Regions from separate parts of the Mus musculus genome. Here regions 2 and 3 are each linked to region 1. A link is a loop called in an ENCODE intact Hi-C map of the cell type or tissue named here. Cell type or tissue: left cerebral cortex. All regions are shown on one strand.

What was found. Peaks named below come from ENCODE experiments on the same cell type or tissue, not always from the same donor. Only the 100,000 strongest peaks of a DNase experiment are listed, where the experiment ranks them.
Region 2: a loop joins it to region 1, with 2.1 times the contacts of the local background. A loop is called at or near these places in 2 of 42 quality-filtered maps.
Region 3: it touches region 1 in a loop (9-fold over the local background); 22 of 42 quality-filtered maps call a loop at or near these places.

The regions. Positions count from the first base shown.
Region 1 is chr3:129,819,738-129,827,737 of GRCm38, forward strand. Rrh (retinal pigment epithelium derived rhodopsin homolog) reads right to left here and starts at 2,768. Exons shown (of 7, transcript NM_009102.3): 1 at 2,640-2,768. The coding sequence starts at 2,745. It overlaps Gar1 (GAR1 ribonucleoprotein), which reads right to left. Exons shown (of 7, transcript NM_026578.3): 5 at 7,087-7,237; 6 at 5,811-5,879; 7 at 5,175-5,472. The coding sequence ends at 5,459. In left cerebral cortex, a CTCF peak has its summit at 3,761 (motif pointing right); DNase peaks (open chromatin) are centred at 1,311 and 3,749.
Region 2 is chr3:129,987,690-129,995,689 of GRCm38, forward strand. Sec24b (Sec24 related gene family, member B (S. cerevisiae)) reads right to left here. Exons shown (of 24, transcript NM_207209.3): 15 at 6,580-6,703; 16 at 6,041-6,199; 17 at 5,286-5,459; 18 at 3,642-3,752; 19 at 2,606-2,781; 20 at 1,960-2,097; 21 at 1,207-1,311; 22 at 1-90. Among named protein-coding and RNA genes, the nearest start is that of Mcub, 21 kb to the left of the region's middle. In left cerebral cortex, no CTCF peak of the experiment used is centred here; DNase peaks (open chromatin) are centred at 3,723 and 3,945.
Region 3 is chr3:130,075,234-130,083,233 of GRCm38, forward strand. No RefSeq gene overlaps it. Among named protein-coding and RNA genes, the nearest start is that of Sec24b, 18 kb to the left of the region's middle. In left cerebral cortex, CTCF peaks have their summits at 2,886 (motif pointing right) and 4,767 (motif pointing left); a DNase peak (open chromatin) is centred at 4,747.

The DNA of each region.
Region 1 (8,000 bases):
TCCCACCTCAAACTTGCTCTTCTCCAGGTGTGTCCCTCTCTGTGAACTGCATCACTGACAGGTGGCATTCTCCACCTCACCTCACCCCCAGACGTCAGGCAGTGCTCCCTATTCTTGGACTTCAGCTCACTGCAGTGGCCTACTTGAATGGCCTCTTAGCTACCATCACAACACATTTCTGAAATGCAAGTCAGATCATATTGTCCCTCTCTAACCCTTCGGTGACTCCCTGTAGGCTTCCAGCTTCTGTGGTCCATCCCTGCCGGATACTCAGCCAACTCCTCTAGCTGTCTTAAGCACTGAATTAGTTCCCTGGTTACAGGTACTTTCCAATGGGCAGACAGAAGACCCATCAGTCTATCTTTTTCAGCCAACCTCTCACACTTTTACAATTCTCCAAGGACGAATTATTTCAAGTCCACACATGTATCATCCTCTCCATTCTCAGCTGTAAGTGGTACAGAGAGCATGCTCATGCACACTGAATTAACATAGGGCCTGCAGCAATGGAAGCTGGTAAAAGTGAGCTCAAATCCAAATAAGTGATTAAATGACATCTTATGGGGTACAGAGATGGCTCAGAGGTTAGGAGCACTTGCTGCTCTTCTAGACGACCTGAATCCTGTTCCTAGCACCTGTGTGGGGCAGCTCATAGCCACCTGTAACTGCAGGTCCTAGAAGAAGGACCTGACATCCTCTTCTGGCCTCTGTAGACATCATGTGGTAATAATATCTCTCTCTCTCTCTCTCTCTCTCTCTCTCTCTCTCACACACACACACACACACACACACACACACACACACACACACACAGACACGTAAGTAAAAACAGATAAATTACAGTGAAGCCAGGCAGGGTGGCAATACACCTGTAATCCCAACACTCGGAAGGCAGAATCAGGAAGACTCTGAGTACAAGGCCATCCTTGGCCTAGTAGACACAATAAAGCAAGCTCCTGGTTCAAAAAACTAATTAATTAAATACATATACAAAATAATTAACCTCTACAGTAATACAACAACAACAACAACAATACAGGCCCATGGTAAAAATAATAAACACAGGCCTGTGGTAAAAACGGTAAGTGGAATGATACTTAAGTGCGCCTTTTCCTCAGCTCAAAGTGTTCATTCTTATTTGGGAGCTCAGTGGGTTTTGTTAAAGGAGGAAACTGAGGGGATAGGAAGACTACAGGATACTCGACACACACAGAACAAATGCAGGAAGAGCTTAGATCCACTTCCTTCAGTCCTCTACGAGAAAACATACGCAGAGAACGCATGCTCCGATGTTTCCTAATAAAACTGACCGGTGCAGTCACATGACAGCCCTAACAAAAGGCCTCTGTTCAGAGCCACGCAGCCGCTCAGCTCTTCATCTGTATGAACTAGGAAAACAAAACAAAAACGCAGCTACCAGAGTTCCTTAGGAAATTTCCTTCCCATACTAATCTCATGACCAGTTTTTTTGTTTGTTTATTGTTGTTGTTGTTTTAGTGTTTGTTTGTTTGTTTGTTTGTGACAGTCTCCCTATGGAGCCCAGGTGACTCTGGAATCCTTAGCAATTCTCCTGTTCCAGGCTTCAAAATGCCAGATTAATGTTAGATTTCCCCTGTCACATATTTAATGGAGCCAAAACTTGTATACAGTGCCTCTGTGTAGTGTAATTCTGGAATTGGGGGCTCACTTTTTGCCTCTTACCACCCAGAAGTATTCAAATGAACTAGTTACGGTACCACTAAAATTAAAAGGAAATTGTTATCTATAGCCCACGTCAACTATGAGGTAAAAATAAGTAGTTATGAAGACACATGGAGATATATTTCTCACTGTTTTTGGAAACACACTTGAATTTTTCATAAATGTCAATCCGAAAAGCAATGAACCCAACATAACAGTTACTAAAACTCGCCACTTCTGTGAAGTTTGAGATCAAGTAATTGCTGGTTATAAAAGTCACACCGGCCACTGGTACAGTTTCTGTCATTTCTCTCCTTTTCAACAAACAAGCCTTCATCTCAATCTGATAATTTTATCAACAAGAGCATACCTTGTACCCATGTCCCTTAGGGGCCTTGATTATATATACTCTTCATAAGGAGCTCAGTGGATCCCTGATTCTTATCTTCATTTTGCAAAGGAGACCGTGCAAGAGTAAAAAGCTGAAATCCCTTGGGCCCACTTTCAAAGCTGCCGCCTCCCGTGGCTGCCTGCGGGAGGAGCTGAACTTACACACCAGATCTGCAGCCTCTATCTTTTGCTTTAAACTTCAGCGTTTCCTCTAGTACGTTTTAATCGTGAGCTATTTCCTACCAAGAAAACTGCAAATTATGCATGAGAGTCATAAATGATAGAAAGCATGCTTTTAACCACGATGCACACTCTGCTCATGAATTTAAGGTAAAAACCAAATATACGGACAAGTTTTATTTTAAAGCTTCATTTGATACAAAGTTTTCTTGTCCCTCTTTGCTCAAAAACCTTCCGTCAGGAAGCAGCATATTTTCCCATGTCCATTTTCTGATTGTTACAACCCCAGCCCACCCCATGTTTGAGCTAGCCTGCATCCTGCACCCTTGTGCCCACCACCTCAGTTCTTCTCCCACCCGAGAAGCAGGTCACTGAATAAACACCCGTACCTGCCACAATCAGGTAAGCCGCTATGACGCTGTGCTCAGTCCTTGAAAAGACAGAACCTTCGCTCCTAGAGCCCGAGCTGTTAAAATCCGAAGCCTCACTCAGCATTTTGGAAAGTCAAGACCACCTTTGAAGCAGCCCTCAGCAATGGTGATCGGTCAAGAATGCTCTTTCAGAACAAATCATTTCCGCTTGTAGACCTCAAAGAAAGGCCTTTTCACAAAGACTGTCCATTAATACATAATTGGGCTGAAGAGGAAAAGATTTTAATTCTTAGAATGAGAGAAAAATCTCCTTAGTAAAACAAAGAAATTCCAACCGCCTCACATCTTAAGCACTTTAGGTCCAGGCTTGTATTTATAAGCAGATTACCAAGTAAACACATCCTAGTCTAGCAAAAAAACCACAGGCAAACCCAACTCCAAAAGCAGTCCCTGAAATGAGCTGTTCCGTTATCTTCTGTAGCTATTCAGGTGAGGGACTGCACCTTTGTACTAGAGATCCAACTGTTAACACATTACACACTGGTTTTTTTTCATCTCAGGTCCGTGTGTGTGTGTGTGTGTGTGTGTGTGTGTGTGTGCGCGCGCGCGCGCACGCAAACATGTATTTTCCTTAGCAATAACACTATCAACTCCCATACTTCTAAATCCCTGGATGAATGACACCAATATTGCCTGAGCTAAGAGTTTGAGGTTCTTGCCACTTCTTTCTTTTTAAACAAAAATGAGGTCATCTGTTATATGTAACCAGTATGTCTGTCTGTAACGCACACATGATGAAGCCTGTTCCCCCTAAATACCATCCCATAAAACCCAGTTCGGCTGTAATAGCCAAGTGTTAAATGTTCTACAGCATGGATACACCACGCTCTATGCCACCTTGGTTAATTCTGTATTTTGACATTCACGAGCTCACATTAGTCAACCACTCAACTTAGCAAGGCCACGATAATCCTGATAGTCCGTATGGACACATAAAAACCTAGTGTGAACATGCACAGTTAGGATAAAGAGGAACCTAGGCTACCTTTTAACATCATAATTCCCAAGTTTAGACAGTAGAGCTTCAAAGCAAGGCTCAAGTCACAATTTCTGTATAGTCTAATAGAACCACTAGAGGGCGTATCTGCTCATCACGGGTTCTCTAGAGGCCTTCTTAGTTGCAGTTTTCAGTCTAGGGAACAGGGTGGCCTACCTGACCAGTACTCCAGTGTTCTAAAATGTGAATACCTTAAAAAGAACTTACACCAGGAATCTGAGCCTACTGTGTAAATCTCAGTACCTCAAAGTTCGGGTAGTGGGATTGACTTGAATTTGATTAGAACTGAAATCTTTCAACCAAACCCCAGAGACACAGGGGAGTGAGACACAGCAATGTTTAACTAGTTACGTAGCGTAAAAGGGAAACCACACTATATAACCCTAACAGCCGAGGTCAGCCATGGCTACACAGAATCTGAAGTCAGTCTGGGATATCAGTGTGCAATGTCCAGGTGGTCTGTACACCGACTTCTACAATCTTTCACCTCTGTCACCTTAACAGCCCTTAGTAAGGTTGCACTGGTCCTTGGCGCTAATGCCCTTCCCAAACTCATGTGTGAATGAGAGTGTGCCCTTAGGCTCATGTCTGAGCACTTGGTCCCTAGTAGTGGAACAGTTGGAAAGGATTGGAGGTGTGCCTGTGCGAGTGTCACTGAGAGCTAACTTCAGCGACTCTTCAGTCCATGCCATTTCTACCTGTGGACCCAGACCGAGATGTGAGCTCTCACCTGTTCTGGCCTCCAGGCCTTTACTTTGGCCTCCAGATCACAGCACTGATTCCATTAAGAAAAGTGGGGAGAACTCAGGCACAGGCACAATTACATGCTACTAAAACAAGTACTTAAGAACCAGTCACTCCTGCCACAGCAGCCATCCATGAGAAGTAACCAGTGAGGGAGAAACAGTGCCAGCTGGCACACGGTTCCATGTTGAGCTGGCCGCGCTTATTTCTTGACAGCGATGGAGGCCAAAGCCAATCTCATCTAGGACATGCCTAGCCAGGAACTGGAACATGTGACAGGTAGTCAAATATTTACTTAAAATGAAGACATGTCAGTCTTCCATGTAAAAAAAATTCTTCAGAAAACTTTTAATAACCCACATTTAAATTTCTACCCCTAAATTTCTTGGACTATAGTTTTCACATGAACAGAGCCACTCAAATCTTAATGGACTTGTAATAAAAAAATGTTAAATACTTACTAACTGAAATAGCTTTATCCTGTGTCCTATAAAACACAAAAGTGAAACACAGCAAACACAGCTGGTGAGCCCCTGTCCGAAGGCGGGGGCCATGCTAATTCTAAAGCACTGTTCCAACAGGCTGACTTCACTGAGGACGGACGACACCTTTGTTGCTTTGTAGGATCACTGTATATTTTAGACAAATGTCACCCTACCCTACCCACCACCAGAGTTTCTATCTGTAACCCAATGGGTTTAAGCTTTGCTCTTTCTTTCAAACTTCAAAAAATAGGTTCCGTTCAATAAACGTAAGTTAAGGAAATAAAAAATTTTATTTAAAAAATCCAAATATGCTTCAAATGAAAAGTCCTGTCTTCTCTAAGCACCCACAGAGTGCCAGGTTCTGTACAAAGCGGGGTTCTCCTCTCTGAGCAGAGCTAACTGCCCTGCTCCCCTTGTTTCTACGCGATGCTGCTGACTCAGCTCCACTGACGGAATGGCCTCCTCAAGACTGCTCCAGACACAGACGTCAACCATAGCAGAAGCAGGCCACGCAGCGGGAACACAAGTGGTCAGGTCTGCCAACTGGACAGCTAATGTCCCCTTCCTGATAAAAAAATAAAATAAAAAATAAGCGGGTTTGCAACAGTGCTAGTATCCAGACTTGAACCTTAAAATCAGCAGGGATTCCTGTGATCCTCTGTACATTTACATTACCAAACAAACACTACTGCCATTTGTATTATACATTTGCTTCAAATTACTAACACAACACAGGAACCTGCTGAAGAACTAAGAGAAAGCAATAAAGAGTTGTGTAGTAAAGAGCCATAAACTAAGCCAAGAATATCAGTGTTCTCCATGCTTGCTGGTGGAGGGAAATAAACAACAGAGAGTATCAAGCTACAGTTCCAATTGTTTAAAGACATCTCTGGTCACACTCACCTCGGAATCCGCCACCTCCTCTTCCTCCTCTGAAGCCCCCACCTCCTCCTCTGCCTCCTCTAAAACCACCTTAAAAAGGAAACAGATGTTAATTATAGCCTCTCATTTTCTGATAAACTGTAAAGATTCTACAATTCCTATAATCATAAAAATTAAATATAAATTCATCTACTATATTTTTACAAAACCTTTTAAAGGATAAAAATAGAGAACTTGCAATTTCCCCAGTGGGGCAGTAAGGCACTAAGACTAGCCCCTCTTCCATTTCTCACATTTGTTTTCCATGTGTGCTTGCATGTGTGACAGCATGTACATAGAGATCACTGCATGCACAACTTGTTGAAGGAACTAAAAGAATAAACTTGCATAGTAAGTACATATACGACCACCTCTTGGCATATAATCAAATTACTACTCATTGATAGCTAAAAATTATAATTCAGTTAAAAAAAAAATTCTTGCCAAGCGATGGTGATGCACACCTTTAATCCCCGAGCTGGGGAGGCAGAGGCAGGCAGATCTCTGTGTGTTGAGACTAGTCTCATCTACAGAGAGAGTTCCAGGTCAGCCAGATATACAGAGAAAGCCTTGTAAAACCAAAAGAGGAGGGGGTGTCTTATACAGTCATATAATAAATAGTGAACTGTCTGTCATGCATAAGTCTCCCACACCATGGAGGGGGAAAATTCTACCACCGCACATTAGAGTAAGACATTACTCACATGCTCATGGCAATGAGGGAATATAGAAGCCCAGTCGTACAGAAGTGAAGCACACAGTTATGTACAGCACACAATGCTCCATGATAGTTAAAAACTGTTTGCAGCTTGTGTATTCACTTCTGTTCCTTTACACTGCGACTTTACAGTACATCTCATCAAAGGAAGCGTACCTAGAGCAGCCTGCCCCATCTCACCTGACTCCATCTTACTACTCGACTGCACCAAGGGACCTTAGGGAGTGACGACGTTCTACAAGAGTGTTTGTGTAATGTACACCACAGAAGCATGCAACCATGCATTCCTCAGAACATATCTGTCATTAAGCAATGGGTGAGGGTGCTCTTATTAACACCTCCATTAAAACACGAATAACCCAAATGTCTGAAATCCTTCAAAGGTAATGCTAATTTTTCTTCCTTCTATTTAAGTTATGGAAACAAAGCACTTCTACCCATATTGATGCATGAGAGAGAAATAAAGGTAAGAGAATTTTGGTTACGTGCAAAATTAAACTGTGGCTACAAAATCTCATTAAAACCCTCACAGTAACTTACCACCTCTTCCACCACCTCGGCCACCGCCTCCTCTTCCTCCTCCTCGACCTCCCCTGCCGCCACCGCCGCCACCTCTGGGAGGTCCTTTCTCACCAGGAGGACGAGGCAGAAACCTCTGCAGCGGCAGCAGCTTGTATGGGTCTATATAGAACTGCAAGTTGAGTGATAGTTAGTATGACAAGGGCAGTATGCTACAGGTGAATCTACTTAGGTTCAAACCCCACTCCTGGCGTTTATACTGAATGGTTCTGGACAAGGACTTAGTCTTTCCTCCCTCTAATTAGGTTTCTTATATATAGAATGTAGATAAAAGTACCTATCACAAATTTCTGTGAAGATCAAAAGACACATAAGACAGTGCTGTGGACTGCACAAAAACACATAAAAATAAGGCAAATTCAACCCTATTTTAAATAAAAAATGTCCTAAAAATTTACATTTTCACTTAAGAGAGCTGCCAAGAGAAAATTATCTGAATTATAGTACAATTGGGAAGACTTTGGTAAATTAGCTATTTTAAGAAAGTATTCTATTAGTTTTTCCATCTACAACCAGTGGTCACTTGCTATTAGCAAGTTGTCTCCATCTACTTTCCAGTTCCAATCTGGCTCTTGGGACCGCCATTCCATAAGCTCTTTGACAGCTGACTACCCATTCCTGAATCCTCTGAATAGTATGTGTACTTGACCACAGCTAAGCACTCCTCTTGGAAACTAGTCTACTTTTCTATCCCTATTTGCACAGCATGCTTGTGGTGAGCAGCCACCTTTCCTGTAACCCTGTGCCAGTAGTTTAAATCTGAGATGGGGCCTGAAGCTCTCCTGAGTGCTGCACTGCGGCCATCCTTCCTAGACAGTGTCTGTTCATCGACCACCTCCCAGCATTATCTCTAACCTATACTCACCCGTGAACGC
Region 2 (8,000 bases), 170 kb after region 1:
TTTCTGTGGTATTGATGCAAAGTCAGGGTATCCAAGCACGTTCTCTATGAAGTTACTGTCACAGCCTTTGCCAACCCAAATGTAGAAAACCTGAAACATTAAAAGGGAGGGGGCAGAACAGGACATTCAACTCCCTAAGAGAAAACTCATCACAACTGATGGGGGGTTATCACACATATCATCATTACACTGTCTCACACAAAATCTAACGACCATAAAGGAGAAGAATCAAAAGCAGCTCCCATTGTCTTTGCTTAAATTTTAAGGCTTCTTGTAATATTTTACATTCTTCCTCATTTAAGGTTTATTTATTTAGGGGCTGGAGAGATTGCTTAGCGGTTAAGAGATTCTTAGCCCTTGCAGAGGGCCTAGGTCTGGTGTCAGCATCCACATGGTGGTTTACAAGCATTCCTCTCCAGCCCCAGGGAGCCAAAGCCCTCTTCTGGCCTTTCCAGGTGCCAGGCACCCATACGGTACATGGACAGATATGCAGGCAAAATACTCGTGGGCATAAAATGAAAAATTTAATACTTCATTTATAGTCTTTCTATGTGTGAGTATTTTGCCTATATGAATGTCTGTGTGCCTCTTCTGTCAGTGTCCCCAGGCAGATCTCTTCTGTCAGTGTCCCCAGGCAGATCTCCTGCAGCTGGAGTTACAGGCGGCTGTGCGCTGCCCCGTGGGTGCTGGCACCCGACTCAGTGAGCCGCTGTCTCTCCAGGCCTTCGTTTAGCTCCCAAAAGGAATGCACTGCTTTAACAAGATTTAATCCCTGGCCTTCCTTCCCATCCCCCTCAGCTCCCGAGTTCCGTGGTGTGTTCACTTGTCTTGACTACTGGATACCCCTGCCTCCACTCCTGAGCAATGGTGACTTCTCTGACCCTCTAGCCACCGGCAGAATTTCTAGCAATGGATATAAGTTGAACTACAAAAGAAATTCTGGAGCTGCATTTGAATGTTATGATTCTGATGGTAAGGTTCTGGGTGGTAGGAATTTCTTTTCTGACTATATCTAACTCTGATTATTTACTACTTTATGCTAATGTGCTGTCCTACTATGGGATCTAAAGTAAACTAAGCCCCTGTGCCAGACACAGACTCCTGTGTCACAGCTGACTATACCCCTGTCTGCTAGGTGACAACAGGGCCAGACTGGGAGCTTTGTCTGGCAGGCAGAGCAGAACCTTGGCTGGGAGTGATGCTTACTGAGCCGCAGTCCATGAGGAAAGCGCCTTCTCGGGTCAGCTTCTCTGCAGACAGCTTCTGAAGCGGTGGCTGAGGTACTACCCTGTCATTCACGTGGATGGCGCCCTGAAAAGAGAAGGGAGAACTCAGCCAGAGAGCAGATCTGCACTAACAACACTAAACTTCGATGCTTCCGTATCAGAGAATGAAAACCCTATTGACTGAGAACCATGGCTCCACAGTAGGAGAAAGAGGTTCAAATGGGTTCCCATTTGAAAGGTAAGAATGTCACCTGGATCCTTTGTCTCATTCAAGTCCCTTCTGAGGTCACTGTTAAAACCTACCACAGCTGACTGCTACTTTTTACAACATAATACTATGCATGGAATGAATATTAAGCCCAAAGAACACAGCCTGAAGACGAGGAAGAAAAGATACTACACAGCTGTGCATTTAATTAATTACTAGATAACAGACCTGGTTTACTGTGTAACTAATACTGCAATCTGGTCACATCACAAACTGCCAATAGCTACAAAATGTGAATGGGGATCACTCGGTAACTTAGCTTTGAATCAAATATTAAAAGTAAGCCCATGCTGAGTTCCTTCCCTCCCACAGGCTGACGGCATCTGAAGGTCCTCTCATGTACCTAGATCTCTAAGTCCCTATTTGAATGTTTATCTCCACAGATAAGAGCATGGAAGAACGAACCTACAAAGTTAGGAGTGACACCAAGACAAAAGCATCAACTGTGCTCGCTCACGTACACACCTCGTCTGTCAGCCTGTCTATCCTGTATAAGTTGGGATGAATCATTTTCATGAGATGCACAAGCGGCTGCGACTTCATCTGGCACATGGCATAGACACGGTCATCCAGGCGTGTGCTTGTCCCTGTTCTAAATGCTTTCTGCAAGGAAGGAGACACGTGATCAGAGTGAAGCACACACGTACGAAGTGAAGAGCGAGTCACACAGTCACTGGAAAGCTAGTCTTCAAGTCCACCCTGGATTTCAAGACTCAGCTGATATTTAATAGGTAAGAAAGTAAATTAGTTTCTCTCAACTATCCTGTTCTTGCGGGAAAAACAGGAACAATCTTCAGGTTGTTGTATCTCACAATGCCGTTAACAGAATACAACACTGGACAGAAACACAGTCAGTAAACCTTAGACCTTTCCCTTAGCAGAGAAGGGCTGGCTTTGACCACGTCATAATTCAAACTTTTCATTCAAATGAAGGACGAAGGACATATGCTGACAGGGGTCAGGGTTGCCTCTGAGCACCTCCATATCCCACATTTTCCCCCAGTCTTCAAAAGTCTTTAACCGCCAAAGTACATAATCCTCTAGCTAAGAGAGCAGAGAAAGGGGAGGGAAGAAGGGGGAGAGAGGGAGAGGGAGAGAACGAACGAACTACCTGTTTAAGAAGTGCCAAAACATAGAGTGGGAGCAGCTTAAGTGAGCTTGGTGCTGTCAGGGTGGAGCGGGGCACACTTGCCACGGCGGAGCTGTAGGCAGACAGGGGATCCACCACAGCGTTCACCAGGGCATCCCTGGCATCCGACAGGCTCGATGACACTGAGCGGTCCACAGCTGCAAAGCAACCAAAGCAAGAGTGTGCTCAGCCTCTGGGCTCCAGGGAGTGCTCTCTTGTGTGTGCTCATGTACGTGCACACACACGTGTGCAGAGTTCCTTCTACATGTTAAAATCCTGGAGGAGGTGCAGTGTGGATCAGTGACATAACCCTTGTGTCCTTGATTCAATTCCTAGTGCTGCCCAGTGAGGTGGGACGACCAGGTGTCTGTCAGCAATGCTATTATAATTCTGCATCAAGTTAGTAATAATGGCTGCTTTCTAGTGTATGAGAGAAATAGCAAGGTTCACTGCATGTTTATCCATGAAAGAAAACACATTAAGAACAAAACCCTCTGCAATATATTAATGCTGAAGGCTTCTTTAAGCTTCAGAGTGAAATATACTTTTCTGAGTGTAGTTCTACAGCAGCTACGTGCCAAATACAGCCCAATCACCAGGCAGTAAAGTTCTCTGTCCCTGTCTTGGCAATCTGTTCTCCATAAGTTTCCTTCTACTGAAGGTCATGCATTTGGAGTCACATTTGCATTTTCCTGTTCGCAGCTGAGCTGTATTCTACAGTGTGGATGTGTGGTCTACAGTGTGGACGTGTGGTCTACAGTGTGGACGTGGACAGTTTACATATTAGCTGAAGGGGATCCTGTATTTTACAAACCACAATCCCCCAATAGATTTAATCTAGGAACTAATTTTTAAATGTAAGAACAGTCTAATTCATCCTGTAATAGATAAAAATGCATTGAAATTTTTTTTAATTGAGGGATTTCTATAGTTTTTTTTTTAAAAAAGAAAAGTAGAAAGTCCCCAGCTTGGTTTTAGGTTAGGTTAGGCATTTCCCGTGTTATCATATGCTACTCACCCATGTTGGCGAGAAGGCAGACAGCGGCTTGCACATCCACTCCTGCATAAACGTCAGCGAGGGAACTTACGACTGGCAAGCACAGTGTATGCACTCGAATTCTCCGCTCGCCTAAACAAAGTGAAGCACAGCGGTCAAGCACACGAGGCTAAGAGAGAGCAAGCATCACCAGCTCACTCGCACGGCTGTTCTGGCACCAGCACCAACACGCTAGAATAGAAAGAGCTGTCTTCAATACTCTTTGAGCGCCTTCTTTTATTGGTTTTTGGTGCTAGGAACTGCTGGGCAAGCACTATAGCACTGAGCAACACCCCCAGTCTAATTAGCATGCTTCAAATAAAATATTCCCCAGAGACTGGAAAGATGGCTCAGACGATAAGAACACTTGCTATTCTTGCAAAGGACCCAGGGTGAGTTTCCAGCACCAATATGGCAACTCACAACTGTCTGTAACTCCAGTCCTAGGAAATTAATGCACGCTTCTTGCGTCCACAGGCACCAGGCAAGCATATAGTGCTCGTATATACACACAGACAAGAAATTCACACATATAGGATAAAATAAATCTAAAAGAGATTCTCCAATCCTGTAAACTATGAACATATATCTTACACGGTAGTTTCTAGTTGGCTTTGATCTTTTACAAAGATTTTATTTGTAATAACTATATATATATGTATATATATATGTATGTATGTATACACACACATATGTATAAATATGTATATATGTGTGTGTGTGTACACATACACATATATACACACATACACGTGTGCATGTGCACACAGAGGCCAGAAGAGGGTGTTGGATCCGCTCTATGGGGTGTTGGGAACCACAGACAGCTGTGATCCGCTCTATGGGGTGTTGGGGACAGAACTCCAGCCTCTGGAAGCAGCAAGGGCTTTAAATGCTGAGCCACCTCTCCAGAGTTTCTAGTTTCACTGTAATGTTGTTCTAAATTATGCAATTATCCCAATGCAAAGGACGGCGGCCTCTGTGCTTGCGAGAAACATGATGATGAAAATTGAATTTTCTACCAACTAAGAAAATCTCACAGCTGGTAAAACAGCTCAGCAGGTAAAGACACTTGCTGTCAAGCCTGGGACCTGTGTCTGAGCCCTGAGAGTCACTTGTGAAAGGAAGAATTGATGCCTGCAAGTTGCCTTCTGACCTCCACGTGCACACTGTGGCATTCCTGCTCCTGAGTACACCACACAGAGTAACTAAACATAACAAAAATCCGTGTAAGTGCGCTGTAAACAAGGCTGGAGAGGTGGCTCGGTGGTTAAAAGTGATTCCAGCTCTTGCAGAGGACCTGGTGACTCCCAGCACCCATACGCTGGCTCACAAGCACTGGCAACTCTAGGACCAGGAGATGCAACCCTCTCTTTTGGGCCCCCCTTGAGTCTCTGTTTGCATGTGGTACACATAAACTCACTCGGGCATGCATACATAAGTAACAAATCTATTTTGAAGGTGTATTATGTAAGGATTCAAATGTGAGTTATGAAGAGAAAGAAACAACATACAGTCACCTACAACAAATGCCATCACCCTCACGGCACAACATGCTTTTCTCTCTACTAAAACGGAAGTGGAAAGAGGACCCATGGCCACAAGCCATGTCAGTTTGGAGAACATTACCTTTGCTAGATGTGTACAGCAGGGCTGTCTGAAAGCACACTAAGGCAGTATCTGTCAGGCTCTCTTCGATTGACAACTGTACTGCAAACCCAGCATCAGGATTGATGTTGGCAAGAGACAGTAAGTCGGTGGAGCGGACAAAGAAGTTCCCGTGGAAAGTGTGCATTGAGAGCCCTGAGGGGAAAGGGGATGGGCTTGAGACAGCACGAGCAACACCCTCCCCGCAGCCCGAGCCGCTGGCCGATGCTCTAACTAAACAAACCCACCCGTTCTCTAAAGGGAGCCTACGTAGTCCACCTATATTTATACCTAGACGTACCATCACAGTCTACATGCAAGTCTAGATCAGACATAAATATAATACACAAAACGAAGAAACCGAGGCTTCCCTATGTTGGGTGTAAAGTGAGAGATTAGAGCCCAGAGATTATTACCCCCAAACACTTGGTACCCCAAGGACACTATCAGCTAAACGTCAGCTAAGCCCTTTCCTGTTCTCCCCACTGTCACGTCACTCTCAAACAATTCGTCACGTGCTTTCCTCCTGCTTTTCTTCAATAAACCAAAATGTTGCTTTTATCCCCTTATTCTAGTTATTAAACGGAGGTGGTCAAAGATTACTCCTAACTGTATTTCAAACAGGGTTGCTGGATCGAACAGGAAGTCCTCTATGATAAACCATCGTCACCATGGGTCTGAGCATGCGTACTGACTGACACAGGAATGTAAGGAACACACTTTTCCCAGAGCCATACCTTTAGTGCATCTTATTCTCATAACAGCTTCAAATCCAATCTTCCTCGTGAGGTACCGTTTTAGGTCTTTTTGTAACTTTTCTGCTTGCGAAGGATTGTGGGTAGAGTGGAAAGATGGATAGTAGAATATGCACCCTGCAGAGTACTTGGACATGCAAGCTTTAGAGAGAAATACATCAAGTATTAGCTAGACAATTACGATAATTTACTTGCTTAACAGTAGTACAGATACCAAATTATGAAAAAAAATCTGTTATGAATAAGCCCAACACAGACAGGAGCAGTTTAAACTGTAGCCTGAAACATTCATAAAATATGGCAAACACTGAAGTTCATTGCTGAATGGCTAAGGGCTACAAAGCAGAGTAAGAGCATTTTCTTCATGTTTACTGGCTTTAGAGTTCACTGGTAATCGTCACAAATATTGCCTATCTGATCCATCTGCCTGTCTCCCCCAGTACTAAGAATGCTTCCTGAAGAGCCCAGCTTTAATTACATGTAAGAATGTTTACGTAGGTAACATAACAACATTGTCTTACCCAGAGAAGCAAGGTCAGAATACTGTGAACTTAGAAGGAACAAATCCACTGCAGTTTGCTGCCCTGAGCAATCTAAAGCGAGCTTCTTATAAAAGTCGGTTGCAGGGCCAAGATGGTGCACCACCTAAGCCAGCAGATCATAAAGAGCCTTTGGTTATGCACACAGTATATGTCTCTCTGATAACAAGGAGGATATATACTTTATTCCATTATATACCAATATATACCAATAGCGTATGGGCCCAGATTTCTAAGAGTAATAAAACCCAGTGTTTATTAAAAAGGCATTACAAGGAACATGGGTCAGACCCAACACTTTGGAAACTGAGGCAGAAAGTAATGAGTGGGATTCTCACCACCTTCACCTCTAGAAGAAAAAACAAATGTTCATGGCTCACTGCCTTAGCTATTTTATATAAACTGAATGATCAATTCTCATAACACACAATCCATATGACTTTGAATATTTATCTTCCACAGATGAGAACACTGAGCCGACTGATAGCATCAGACTGATGAGAGTGAGTGCTAGTGACCATTGCCGTATCCTGTCACTCGACTGGTGGGGAAGGCTGAAGGCCTCCCTCCCAGCCCTGACAGTTACCTGAGGAACTCACGTCACTAAATTACACAGAGATCACAATCAAAAGGCCCAGGTTAACTGTCTGTGTGTGTGAAGACAAAGTACGTTTGTCCGTGTGTAAACTAAACAATAACACACACATGTGGTGCTGCTTACATTTTTCTGTTCCACCTAACTTTTACACAGGAATTGTTACCCCTGCAATCTAAGTTTACTCACAAGCACACTAAGCTATAATAGCTTAATTAAGTTTTCCACTTGTATCACAGAAATGACACTGGGTGTCAACTGGCCAAATCCCTCCAGAGCTCCTGGGGACTGGACCACCAACCAAAGAGTACGCATGGAGGGACCCCTGGCTCCAGTTGCATATGTGGCAGAGGATGGCCCTGTTGGACATCAGTGGGAAGAGAGGCCCTTGGGCCTGAGGGTGTTCAATGCCCAGTGTAGGGGAATGCCAGGGCAAGAAGACAGGAGTGGGTGGGTGGGTGGGGGAGCACCCTCATAGAGGCAGGGAGAGGGGGGACGCAATAGGGGGTTTCTAAAAGGGAGACCTGGAAATGGGAAAACATTTGAAATGTAAATAAAATATCCAATAAAAAATATATTAAAGAAAAAAAGAAAGAAAATAAATGACACTGGGGACAGAAAATCAAGCCACAGTTTGATCTCTAAAAAGCCATCCAACCTTTGACAAGACACTACTTTTTTTCATCTGTAAATAAAAGGATTAGGGTAGGTTTCTAAACACTAAAACAATAATTGATCTTGTTAGTGTGTGGGTATGAGTGCAAACGAGGCTAGAGGAGCTGCAGGTCTGCTGGTCAGATGGGTACCA
Region 3 (8,000 bases), 260 kb after region 1:
GAAAGTGGATCCCCTCAGATCTGAGGACAGCTGAGGGACTGAGGATAATCCTCAGACTAGCCTGGTTTGGCTTCAAACGTCCTTGTCTTCCTTTTCTGTAAAAACACTCTTAGTTTGTAGCCATAACACCACCTAAGGGGCCCGGAATGTCGCAGAAGTCCTACAATCATCGTGTGTGCTCTCTACTGCCATTATCTGGGAACAGGAGAACCTGACACACGATCACCCCCAGACAGCAAGTCCAAGGGCATTTTGAATGATAGAGAATTTGTTTACATTTTTTTTTTTCATTTTGAAAAGGTAAATTCAGGGCTAGAGAGATGGTTTGGTGGCTAAGAGGTCTGATGCTCTTCCAGAGGACCTGGATTTGATCCAGCATATCCACTCGGTGGCTCACAACCATCTGTAACTCCTGTTCCAGGGAACTGACTCCACGGGCATCAGGAATGCCTGTGGTGCACATTCAGACATTCAGGAAAAACACTCATATGCATTAAAAAAAACCTTAAAAAATACAATAAAATAAACTTTAGGTGTGCAAAGAAAGGTGAAATTAATTTTTTTTCAAAAACAAAGAACCCCAAACCCAAACCCAAACCCAAACCCAAACCCAAAACCAAAACCAAAACCAAAACCAAAACCAAAACCAAAACCAAAACCAAAACCCCACCAGATTTAGCAACTCTCCCTTGAGGCACCCTAACCACACTTGGAGGTTTGTCTTACTTCCTATGATTCACTCCCAGAGAATCTTGGGTGCATCTTATCTGTCAAATGCCTGCCTTCTAATCTTCGAGTTTAAGCCTGCATTGAACTATCTTTATTACCTTCCCCCATCAAAATAATTCCAGATTTAAAAAATGGCAAGCCAGGTATGGTGGTAGCACATCCTAAAATCCTAATAACTCCAGAAGTGGAGGAAGAAAGACCATGAGTTCAGGGCCTGCCTTAGCTACATATTGAGAGAAAGAAAGAGCCAACCTTGGTTGGAGAGATAGCATGTTAAGAGCTCTGGCTGCTCTTCTAGAGCACACAGGCTCAATTCCCAGTGCCCACACGGCTCCTCACAATCAGCTATGTGACCTTGACACCCAGGGTCCGCAGAATTCTCCTCTGCCCTCCAAGGACACTAGACTTGCAGATGGTGCAGACAAAATGTCTATACACAGAAATTTGTGGAAAAAAAGAATTAAGAAACAATTGTTAAAAATATCAATTCACTTAGAGAGAATATCATACATACTACATTTGTGAAGTGCCCATCAAGGCCAGAAGAGGGTCTTAGATCCCCCTGGAACTGCAGTTACTCTGTGAGTGCCATGCAGGTGTCTGGGAATTGAACTTGGTTCCTCTACTACTCTCAACCACCACAGCATACTCATGCATGGAATGATTCCGAGTCCCTCACGTATTTGTTTTCTTTCTTTTCTTTTTCTTTAAAAAAAAAAAAAACTTCATGTTCATTTTTGTTTAGGTACAGGCAGGTTTGAGAAATGAAATGCAGCTCAAATCTATGGGCAATCCCCCTGCCTCTTCCTTCTAAGTGCTGGCATTGTTGGGGGTAAGCCATCATACTAGGCTTTTTTTTTTTTTTTTTTTTTTTCCCCTGAGACAGGGTTTCTCTGTATAGCCCTGGAACTCACTTTGTAGACCAGGCTGGCCTTGAACTCAGAAATCCGCCTGCCTCTGCCTCCCAAGTGCTGGGATTAAAGGCATGCGCCACCACCGCCCGGCTCTTGTTTGTTTTTATTTTACAAAACAGCTCCTTGAAAAATTGACATGTAATAATTGTACATTTTTGGGATATTGTGTGAAAGTTGATACTTGCCTATAATGTGCTGATCAAATCCTCTCTCAAAATCGACACATAATAATTGTACATATTTTGGAGGTACAATGTGATAGTTTAGTACTTGCATTATCAAACCTGTGGAAGTTTTCTGTGTGGGTTATTTTCTGTTTGGATCTGTGTGGTGCACACATGTGCATTTATGTGGGTGTTGGTTCATGTGTCTAAGTATGTGCATATGGAGGTCCTAGTTAGATGTCAGGGAGTGGTGCTTGATAGCTTTTACCTTATTCATTGTGGCATCTTTCATACCTCGTTCCCATTTGGGGGGAGCATTTACCATGTTCAGGCCTTATTTTATATAAATTAGCACATCATTTACGTATAATGTAGACAACTGAAAAAAATAAATCACTCTACACACGGCACAGCTGAAATCCGAATACTCTTCGTCAAGTCCATGCACTACTAATAGGAGTCTCACATGAAGAATGGGGAGTTGCCCCAAAGACTTCAGAGTCCAGCACTGATGTCCTGTCTCCAGCTGCCGCTGCTGCCCATGAACAAAGTTCTCCTCTAAGTCATAGCTGGGTCTGCAAAGGAGGAGATCGCAAGTATCTCAGGGAATAGAACTTTCTATCCGTTCCCAAGCTAGGCGCTTCAAAGAATGTTACCTGGGACAACAGCATCAAAACAAAACAGCCCCCTAAACTAAACACCCCACCTCCAAAAGCATGCCCCCTCCCCAACAAAACAAACGTTCCACACACAGAAAAAAAAAAAAACTAATCAAAATCCACCTTACCAAACTTACTAATCATGGTGGTTAATCTAGTTTGATTTAATTAAGATAAGAACCAGAAAATGTTAACCTAGCTAAGTTACTAAAATTACTTACTAACATATCTCATTTTAAATGGGCTTTTAAAAATTAAATTGAGATTTCTAAAATAAAAAATTCTAAAAATATTTTAAAAGGTCTTCTACACAAAGATTAACACTTGAGGCTTTAACATGCAAGTATTCTCTTCCATTTAAAGACTTACTTTTATTTGTTTTGTTTTTTAAAGATTTACTTATTTTTATTTATATGAGTACACTGTAACTGCCTTCAGACCCACCAGAAGAGGGCATCAGATCCCAGTTACAGATGTTTGTGAGCCACCATGTGATTGCTGGGATTTGAACTCATGACTTCTGGAAGAGCAGTCAGTGCTCTTAACCGCTGAGCCATCTCTCCAACCCTTTGATTTGGTGTTTGAGATAGTGTCTCACTGTATAGTTGTGACTCATTGTGTAGATAAAGCTGGCTTTGACCTCAGAGAGATCTGTCTGTCTCTGCCTGCTGAGTGTAGGATTAAGGACATGAGCTACCACTCTCACCTAAAAATGAGGGTTTTTTAAAGTGGTTATTTATTTACATGTCAAATGTTACCCCCTTCTCAGTTTCCCCTCTGCAAACCCCATCCCACCCCCTGCCTCTATGAGGGTGCTCCCCCATGCACCCACCCACTCCCACCTCACCACCCTAGCATTCCCATATGCTGGGCATCAAGCCTCCACAGGACCAAGGGCCTCCTCTTCCATTGATGCCAGTTAAGGCCATCCTCTGCTACATATGCAGCTGGAGTCATGGGTCCCTCCATGTGTACGCTTTGTTTGGTGGTTTAGTCTTTGGGAGCTTGAGGTGGGGGGTGTCTGGTTGGTTGATATGGTTTTTCTTCCTGTGGGGTTGCGAACCCCTCCAGCTCCTTCAGTCCTTTCTCTTACTCCTCCATTGGGTTTCCCATGCCCAGTCCGATAATGGTTGGCTGGCTGCGAGCATCCACTTCTGTATTTGTCAGGCTCTGGCAGAGCCTCTCAGGAGACAGCTTTATCAGGCTCCTGTCAGCAAGCACTTCTTGGGCATCAGCAATAGTGTCTGGGTTTGGTGTCTGCCTATGGAATGGATCACCAGGTGGGGCAGTCTCTGGATGGCCTTTCCTTCAGTCTCTGCTCCACTCTTTGTCCCTGTATTTCCTTAGACAGGAGTAATTTTGACTTAATATTTTTGAGATAGGTGGGTGGCCCATCCCTCAACTGAGGGCCGTGCCTAACCTCTGGATATGGTCTCTACAGGTTCTCTCCTTTGTTAGATATTTCAGCTAATCTCATCCTCATTGGGTTCTAGGAGGCTCTTGCTTTCCTGGCATCTGGGACTTTCTGGTGGCTATCCCCAGTTTCTCAACCCCATGGCCACACACCTCTGTTCAATTTCCTAACCCTCTGTACATCTCTGCTGTCTCATCCCACACATGATCCTAGCCCCCTTTTCCATCCCTCTCCTCTCTCCTTCCCAAATCCTTCTCTCCCTCCACCTGCTGTGATTATTTTTCTCCCTTCTTAGTAAGACTGAAGCATCCACACTTGGGTCTTCCTTCTTATTTGAGTTTCATGTGGTCTGTGAATTTTATCTTGGGTATTCAAAGCTTTTGGGCTAATATTGACTTATCAGTGAGTGCATTCCATGTGTGTTCTTTTGTGATTGGGTTACCTCACTCAGGATGATATCCTCCAATTGCATAAGAATTTCATGAAGTCATTGTTTTTAATTGCTGAGTAGTATTCCATTGTGTAAATGTACCACATTTTCTGTATTCATTCCTCTGTTGAGGGGCATCTGGGTTCTTTCCAGCTTCTGGCTATTATAAATAAGGCTGCTATGAACATAGTGAAACATGTGTTCTTACATGTTGGAGCATCTTCTGAGTATATGCCCAGGAGTGGTATTGCTGGGTCCTCAGGTGGTACTATGTCCAATTTTCTGAGGAACCTCCAGATTGATTTCCAGAGTGGTTGTACCAGCTTGCAATCCTACCAACAACGGAGGAGTGTTCCTCTTTCTCCACATACTCACCAGCATCTGCTGTCTAAAGCAGACCAGAAAGTTAATTCTTAGGCCTGTTGGTCTAAAGATGTTTGTGGGCCTCCATTGCCATCTAGTGGACAGATACAGTCTGACTTGAGGGAGAGACATTTGATCTGAAATGCCATTTGATCCCAAAGGAACATGTGGAATATAAAAACTAAATAGATAAAATAGTTTACTTCCAGGCAATAATTATAATATCATAATTATAATAATGTGGAATGATTTTAGGCATTTGATATAGAACCAACATAGTCAACAGTCTCTATCTCTGCTGGATTCCTTCAATTTACGCTCTAGAGTGTGACACTGGGAACAGTCCCGACATCAACAGAGCTGTCTGTGAGGTGGGCTCACTCAAGACCACAGGCAAGTCTGTGTTACATCCAGTTCCATTCATCTCATTTAGAACGTTCAGCATTAAGAATCTACCCTTGGAGCCGGGCGTGGTGGCGCATGCCTTTAATTCCAGCACTTGGGAGGCAGAGGCAGGCGGATTTCTGAGTTCAAGGCCAGCCTGGTCTACAAAGTGAGTTCCAGGACAGCCAGGGCTACACAGAGAAACCCTGTCTCGAAAAACCAAAAAAAAAAAAAAAAAAAAAAAAAATTCTACCCTTGGGACAATTCTCTCTTCGTTCCCTCTGCTATACCCAAGCAGCAAGACCCAGGGAAGGGGGTGACTCCTCCAGTCTCTACTTTCCTGAAGAAGCAGGAAGCCAAGAACTTTGGTGATGGGCAGGTTGTTGAGCTGCAAAGAGACCCCACCTGCTTCTTCAGAGGACTTCAATTCAAGTGGTTGAAAGTGCTTTCTGTAACGATTAAGCAGGTCACTCGAGTCCTGGACTAAGCTACCCGGCTGCTTAAGCTTCCCCACAGGTACAGCCTAGAGACAGATAAAAAGCAGAAACCACTGGACGTTCCCACTAAGAGATAGCCTGTTTCTCCAGCAGAACTCAGTACTGTCACTACTTTAGTGGGGAGCAGGAAGGCTCAGAGGGTGGTGGCTACAGGTGGTGTAGTAGACACCCCAGCCCCGCCAGCTAGTGGTCTTCCAGCTTACCCTGTGTTTCAGATGTGTGATACCCCACTGTATTGTCAGTGGGGAAAGCCAGACTAGGGTGCTGGTCCACACGATAGCATATAGTATTGTTGCCTGCACACAAGTTGACTCAAAAGACAAATATAATTTGGCTACGTGTTGGGGTGTCTGGAGAAAGGTGTATCAGAGGAAAAAAAAAAAGGCTATCGGCAGCCGTGGTAACCAGAGTCTCCCAGCTTCTCCCAGCTTCTCCCAGCGTTCTACCTGCTGCATGTGGCCGTTCACATGGTGACTAGGCTGAGCCATGGGTCCAGCTGTTAAAATCCTTGTGACTTTAAGAACACGATGGACATTTGAAAATGAGGCATGTCATTGTTATACTATTTGACCATTTTAATTAATTAATTAAATAAATATATCTATTGAAATTAACTTCTCTTTTTTCTTTTCCACTTCTTTTTTCAAAAAGTAATTTCTTTGAACTTATTCCGTGACAATTTTCTACTTGTCAAAGCATGAAGCGCATTGTGATTACGCGAATCCCCCTTTCCCATCTCTCTTCCTACCCCCATTGCTGGCCCCATCTCTTTCCCACATTTGTGGCTTTTTGTTTTCCTCTGTGGCCCATTGGATTTCACTGGGTCATCTGTGTGACGATGAATTTGAAACTGTCTATTAGAACCTGGTGGCTTCCTCAGCAGATACACCACAGAAGACAATGGCTACCCATCTCCCAGAATCTGTCAGGATCCTCTAGCTCGGCAGAGAGGAGTAAGGCTCTGAAGACGTTCCTCGATCAATGACTGACCCAGTCTTGTGTAGATCCATTGCAGGCAGCCTTAGACGCTGAGAGACCCTGACTGTGTGGCTCCATCACATCCAGAAGACAGCGTTTCACAGCCCCTCTCCCCAGCCCCCACCCTTCACATTCTCTCTGCCTTTTCTTCTGAAATGTTTTGCTATCAGCGTTCTTCTCCTTCAACCCTGAGGCTCAGGCTGGCCTCGAATTTGCTGCATAGCTGAGGCCTTGAACTAGCTTTCTGTCTCTATTTCCTGGTTAATTTCTATAGTGAGATATTACATACATGGCAAGTTCAATGCCCTGTCCTATAAAATATGACAAATGATATGAGATGGGGTAGATATAATGTATGGAATAATATATGTATATAATAAATAAGGAGCTACATTTTCACACCTACAACAACATATGCTCCTGGCAGCCAGCTTGGTAGCCATGTATTTGTGCTATTGCTGCTTCAATATGCAGATATTGTAGACAATCATGAGCACACAGCTGTTGCAATTGCCTGCACAGAGCCTCAAACAAACAAACAAACAAACAAACAAGTAAACAGAAAGGAATTGAGGGCATGAGGGTGGAAAGGGGACTAGTTGAGAAGAAGAGGCCAGTGAGTGGGAAGGGATGAGAGAGGGGAGTGAGGGATGGATATGACCACAATGCATTGGGAACAAGAATGATACATCCATTAAAAATAGAATAGTGACAATTGAAGAACTATTAAAGATGTAAGGTAAGGTGGCACAAGCCTGTGGTCCTAGCACTCTGGAAGGCAAGTGGATCTTTGAGTTCAAGATTAGCCTGATCTATATACATCAAATTTCGGGTCATCCAGAGCTCAATAGTAAGACCCTGTCCTTAGCAAATATCATCTGAAAGAAGTTAATGTGATCTTACAGCAACTGATGGGCTGCTACTAAGTGAGCTACATAGGGCGAGGCAACATTCCATACGGTTAGGATGCGTTTTCTAAGACTTTCATGATGGCAAGCCACATTGGACCTGACCCTATCTACACTGGATTACTCAATGCTCAGAATTAGGGATAGCCCAACAGTTTTAGGCATGTTCCTACAAGACCGTACAGTGGGCATCTGACCCTGCTTGGTGAGTTCTGTCTAGTTACAATTTCTTTGCCCCCTCCCACCCTCCTCCTCATAGTGACAAGTAAGATACTTGTTCATGCATTTGCTTTGTGTCCAAGGGACTATGAGTGACATGGTCAATGAGTAAAACACTTGATTCCCGGAAAAGCAAACCAGGATGGGCAAGATGTCCCAGCGGGTATAGACCCTTGCCTGGCAAAGCTGGCAACCTGAGTTTGATCCCCAGATTTTAAGGTGGAAGGAGAGAACCCACTCATGAAAGCTGTCCTCTGACCACCACATGAGCCCACACACATGCATGTGAACATGCACACGCACACATACACATGCACACATACACACATGCACACATACAC